2 separate regions of the Homo sapiens genome follow, and region 1 is linked to region 2. The links are chromatin loops, found by intact Hi-C in ENCODE. Cell type or tissue: thyroid gland. All regions are shown on one strand. Links, peaks and the distances in the headings refer to the core of each region. The heading gives the core; the rest is flanking DNA.

The links. Hi-C counts contacts between places; a loop is a spot of excess contacts. Peaks named below come from ENCODE experiments on the same cell type or tissue, not always from the same donor. Only the 100,000 strongest peaks of a DNase experiment are listed, where the experiment ranks them.
Region 1: a loop joins it to region 2, with 4 times the contacts of the local background. A loop is called at or near these places in 20 of 110 quality-filtered maps.

The regions. Positions count from the first base shown.
Region 1 is chr10:24,556,073-24,558,988 of GRCh38, forward strand. No RefSeq gene overlaps it. Among named protein-coding and RNA genes, the nearest start is that of ARHGAP21, 170 kb to the right of the region's middle. RefSeq lists a silencer at 2,549-2,916. In thyroid gland, for the core only: a CTCF peak has its summit at 1,283 (motif pointing left); no DNase peak of the experiment used is centred there.
Region 2 is chr10:23,157,432-23,160,347 of GRCh38, forward strand. No RefSeq gene overlaps it. Among named protein-coding and RNA genes, the nearest start is that of PTF1A, 33 kb to the right of the region's middle. RefSeq lists an enhancer at 1-43. In thyroid gland, for the core only: a CTCF peak has its summit at 1,098 (motif pointing right); DNase peaks (open chromatin) are centred at 770 and 1,150; H3K4me3 peaks cover 599 bases; H3K27ac peaks cover 921 bases.

The DNA of each region.
Region 1 (2,916 bases), core at 105-2,604, 1.4 Mb after region 2:
GCTACACACTTTTAAACAACCAAATCTTGTGAGAATTCTATCATGAGACAGCACTGGGGGGTGGCACTAAACGATTAGAAACCACCTCTGTGATCCAATCACCTCCCACAGGGCCCACTTCTGACATTGGGGATTACAATTCAACATGAGATTTGGGTGGGGACACAGAGCCAAACCATATCGGAGACCTAAGATTTCTTAGATCTGTAAGGAAGCCAGAATTTGTCTTTGACCTGTTTGGTCTCCTCCCTTGAGTGTTATCTCCTTTGTGGTTTTGAGCTCATCTGACCACACACACCAGGGTCTGAGTCTGGGGCCTCAGCCGCCTCCTTCCTCATATCCCTGGTGTCCTCTGGGCTGGAAAAGGAGGTCTCTACTCCTTTCTGAGAAGTGCTTTTTTTCACCTGACATCAACTCTAGGAAGCTAAGCCAAGAAGGCTTAGCTGAGCTGTTTGATTCTCAAACAGTTGGCTAACTTACTTGGAAATGGAGTCAGGGAAGAAGATGTTCAGGAATAACTAGATCATTGTACAGTGATTGCAGCTGCACATTCTTCAGTCTCACAAATGAATAGAATCCATTGCACAGCAGAAGTTGCCCTGCCAGGCCTAGCACACTTTCCCCCTCCTGCAAAAAGAATGTCCGCTCACTGAGTGACTCCAGAGAAAGGGGCCCTGACCTCTTCCTGCCCCTTCTGTCTAAAATCCCTCAAAGGAGACACTCCCAAGGTCAAGCGTGGCATCCCTGCCCCACGGAATCTGGCGTCTCCCTATCTTTCAGTGGGCGCCTCGCCCACCTACCCGCGGCTCCCTCTGGCCCAGCCACCCTGTTCTTTGGTCTGCTCCTCCTCAAGCCCCAGCCACAAGCTGCTTCCTGTGCCTGGAATGTTCACCCCACCACTTCCTCATCCTGATCTCAGCTCACACGCTGCTCACTCCAGGAAACCTGGATCTCACCCTCTATGAGTTCACCCTCCTTCACAGCACTTAGTGGAAACTAAAGCAGACAGTGGGGGTGAGTGGTGGTCAGTAAATTATCAAGTGCAGGAATCAATGTCTGTATTACACACAGAGGACCCCAAGGCAGGACCTGCCAAAAGTCAGGTAGGTTCATATTCTTCTGTGGGGTGCAGGCTGGGGGACGAGGTATGAGGGGCACGTAGTTCCTACTGTTCACACCATCCACATTTAACACTCTTTAAGACTTGAGATTGAAGACTCCTTTAAGAGGCTGCATCTCAGGAAAATACTGTTCACCTCCTGCCATCTGGTGGTCATCTGGAACTTGTGCACCTCGTTGAATTTCTCAACTTTATCTCAGTTTTTGCTGCAGCTGTATTATATAGTTTCAAATAGCTAGAAGGAGGATTTTTTTTTCCTGAGATGGAGTCTTGCTCTGTCGCCCAGGCTAGAGTGCGATGGCATGATCTCAGCTCACTGCAACCTATGCCGTCCGAGTTCAAGTGATTCTCCTGCCTCATCCTCCCGAATAGCTGGGATTACAGGCGCCCACCACCACGCCAGGCTAATTTTTGTATTTTTAGTAAAGAGGGTGTTTCACCATGTTGGCCAGGCTGGTCTGGAACTTCTGACCTCGTGATCCGCCCACCTCGGCCTCCCAAAGTGCTGGGACTACAGGCGTGAGCCACCGCGCCTGGCCAGAAGGAGGATATTGAACGTTCCTAACACAAACGAGAAATGTCGAAGATGATGGATATGTTAATCACCTGGATCTGATCATTATACCATATATATATATATATATATATGGTATACCATATACCATATATACACACATATATAATATGGTATACCATATATCATATATATACACACACATAGGGGTGGTTTATATATATATACATAGGGATGGTATACCATATACCATATATATACATATATATATATCAAACCATCCCTATGTACCCCTTGAGTATATATAATTATTTGCCAATTAAAAGTTTTTAAATGTAAATGTACCAGCCATATGCAGCTGTAGCCCCGAATGAAAACGTGAGGCAGTTGGCATTTGTCCTCAGCTTGGGGCTTCTTTTCAGAACTCCTCTGTGCCTTCCATCGTTTCTATCTTTGGGGGAAGTGATAAACTGAGATACCAGAAAACTGATGTTCCTTTCCAAGCATGTTAGGGCAATAGGAAGAGGGCAACAATTTAATCAAAGGATCAAGTGTCCGGTGGTGGAATGCCAAGTGTCAGAGGGCAGATCCAAAGTAGAATTTTCTGGGAATTCAAACTCCATGGGGCAGGAATGGGAATCCCCGGGAGGCGGTCTGCTGACCATGAGTTTGCTGTTCTTTCATTTCCACATTTTGGAATTTCTGGAGGAAGTCTTGCTGTCCACCGCAGGGCTGAAGGAGCTAGAAGCTGTAAGTGTGTGGATTAAAAAGTATGTGGATTAAAAAGCACTATTTGGGAGGCCAAGGCAGGAGGATCACTTGAGCACAGGAATACGAGGCCAGCCTGAACAACGTAGCGAGACATCGTCTCTATAAAAAAAAGAAAATGGTGGTGTGTGCCTGTAGTCCCAATTACTCAGGAGGCTGAGGCTGGAGGATCACTTGAGCCCAGAAAGTGGAGGCTGTGGTGAGCCCTGATCGCACCATTGCACACCAGCCTGGGCAACAGAGTGAGACCCTGTCTCTAAAGGAAAAAAATGTATGAACTGGGGAAGGTCCTTACTCAGGTAAGCTAACCAAAGCAATGGTTCAATTCAGAAAAGGTAGTTAGGAGTAGATGATGGTGTATTTTATCAAAATCTGAACAAACGTCGGCAGGCAGAACCTACTGGGCGTGTTCCATCTCTTAGCTTGCACGTTGTGTTTCTAGTTGAGCACCTATGACTGCATTAAATTCTGAGTAGCAGCTGCCGATGGTTCACTTGATAAAGGCTGTCATCAA
Region 2 (2,916 bases), core at 141-2,640:
GCGAGGTCACCCACGAGATGACCTTGAGCTGATGCGAATGGTCCATCTTGCTGCAATCAGCAGAACTCAGCCTCTGAACGCCCTCACTGCACCGCCACACTAAGCACACTAGAGTCAAGGACTATGGGCAGCCAAGTGCGTCCAAAAACAAATGCCCCTGCCTGACGGCCCATGACTCTGTCATCATAATGAGCGGTGAGCTCCAGGCACCGGATGGTCCCGTGTAATTAATTATGCAGCGTCGTAAAAAGGCAGGCAGGAAATGTCCTCTGGTCAACCGGGGAGGGCAGAGTCCTGGGGGCTGAAGAGGGTCCCGCAGGTGGAAATAAGCACCCAGGAGCTTTGGGGGATCTTGCTACACTTGCTTCTGTTGTCCAGGGGGTGGGCTCCCTAGACACCTGAGAGGCACAGCATTCTTGTGTCAGGACAGGGCTGAGCTGCAAAGCCCCTGTCGCCTCCCACAGCAAGGGCAGGTAAACCTCAGTGATCCATACCCCACCGACCAGCTGTAGTTTAGAAATTTCACACACACGCGCGCGCACACACACACAGAGTTGGAATGCAAAGTATGCATTAACTTAATGTGGTTTTAAAATTATTAAATATCCCTTATCAACCAACTAGAAATGTGCAACTAATATTAGCGGTGGGAGGAGGGTTCTCGAATTCTAAACGGTAGATTCTGTTTGAGGTGTCTAAACTAAGACAAAAAATTTCACATGTGTGACTCATCCAAACCATTAGAGGGCGACCTTCACCTTTACAAGTCTTTTGAGCAATTGTGGGGGGTGGTGGGGGAAGGCAAGATCCTGACATGTATTGAATGGACTTTGTGTTGTAGACTAAGGCACTATGGAAGAAAAATGGTAGCTACCAAAATTAATATACAAATATTGCTAAAATGCCATATCTATTTTGCATAGAGTGGAACTGAATCAATTGTATCTCTTGAATTTTGCTTTAGCTCTGCCTAAATTGACCTAAAGTCCTCAGTCAATTCCTTCATCCTTGGAATTTAGCCAAGGATTTGTGTTAACAGACTGTTTCGTTGCATTTTTCTATTTTCCAAATAAGTGAGTTGATGCGCGACAGGATTGTTTATGAGGGGGGGATGAGTTCTGCAAGAGCCCACCAGAGGGAGCCAAATGACTGCTTTAGAACCCTTCATTCACTGCTGCTTTGCTTTTCCTCTTTGGGAAGCTGCTTAATCAAACCCATTGAACACCCTTCCCTCCCCTCCCACCACCCGAGACACTTAAAAAATTAGAAGTAATCCTAGCACCAGAAATGCACATTCCGTATTTTCTTAGCCCACAGACTATGAACAAACAAATAATACTGCTGTGGCGAGGTATTTTAACAGTGTGAAAATTGCCCACTTAATAGGGAATAGAATAATTAAAGAGATCTTGGCTTAGGAAAAAAAGTGAAACGGCGGACACACAGTGAGAAAAAAATCCGGTCAAGTACAGTGACCTGCCAGGGGATGGGAGAGAATTCGAGAACCAATTAGGATTCTAAACAACTTACCCAACTGAACAGATCACTTTTCTCCTATTTTCAACGAACATTTCAAGCATCTGCTTTCAAAGGAGCCTTGACAGTGACTGTTTCTTCTTTCATTTTTTATTTTTATTTATTTATTTATTTATTTTTTTGAGACGGAGTCTGGCTCTGTCGCCCAGGCTGGAGTGCAGTGGCGCGATCTCGGCTCACTGCAAGCTCCGCCTCCCGGGTTCACGCCATTCTCCTGCCTCAGCCTCCCGAGTAGCTGGGACTGCGAGTAGCTGGGACCACGAGTAGCTGGGACCACAGGCGCCTGCCAACACGCCCGGCTAATTTTTTTGTATTTTTAGTAGAGACGGGGTTTCACCATGTTAGCCAGGCTGGTCTCGATCTCCTGACCTTGTGATTCGCCCACCTCGGCCTCCCAAAGTGCTGGGATTACAGGCGTGAGACACTGCGCCCGACTGTTTCTTCTTATGCTGTGATGGGGGTTAGCTCTGCTAGGAAGTTTCTAGACGAACACATCCTCCCTGGTTCTGTGCTGCTTCAGACCTATGAGACCCTCTGTTCAGATCAACAGCATTTGCCCACTGGCATTTGCCATTATTGGCATTCTGAAGGCCAGGATCTGCTGGGAAAATGGTGTATCTGAATTTCAGCCACGTTCTTAAAATATCCATCCTTGGCTGGGCGCCGTGGCTCAAGCCTGTATTCCCAGCACTTTTGCAGGCTGAGGCCAGGAGTTCGAGACCAGCCTGACCAACATGGTGAAACCCTGTCTCTACTGAAGATACAAAAATTAGCTGGGCGTGGTGGTGCGTGCCTGTAATCCCAGTTACTCGGGAGGTAACTGGGATTGAGGTGGGAGAATCGCTTGAACCTGGGAGGTGGAGGTTGCAGTGAGCCGAGATCGTGCCACTGCACTACAGCCTGGGTGACAGAGTGAGACCCTGTCTCAAAAAAAAAAAAAAAAAGAAAAAAAATCCAACCTCTTTCTTGACACTCTTACCTTTCTACCCACAACCTGAGGGGCTAATACATCTTTCCTCTTATGTGGCACACACTTTGTAATATATTATAGCTCCAATTCAATTCCATAGTTATTTTTAATCTGACTTTCCTATTAAACTGTCAGTTCCTTGAGAAAAGAATTTTGTCTTAATACTCTCCCTAGCCCCAGAACCAAGCAGGATGCAATGCACACACTAGGAGTAATTCAATGTTATGGATAAATGATATCTTTATGAACAAGGTGTAAAATAATAAATAAGAACTAAGAGACAGCAGGTATTTACATGGTGCCAGTCTCGGTCTAAGCACTAGATGTGTTCACTCATTTCATCTGCAGAAATGCGCTGTGAAACAGGGGATAGGCACTACAAGTGTCTACATTTTTAAATTGGCAAAACT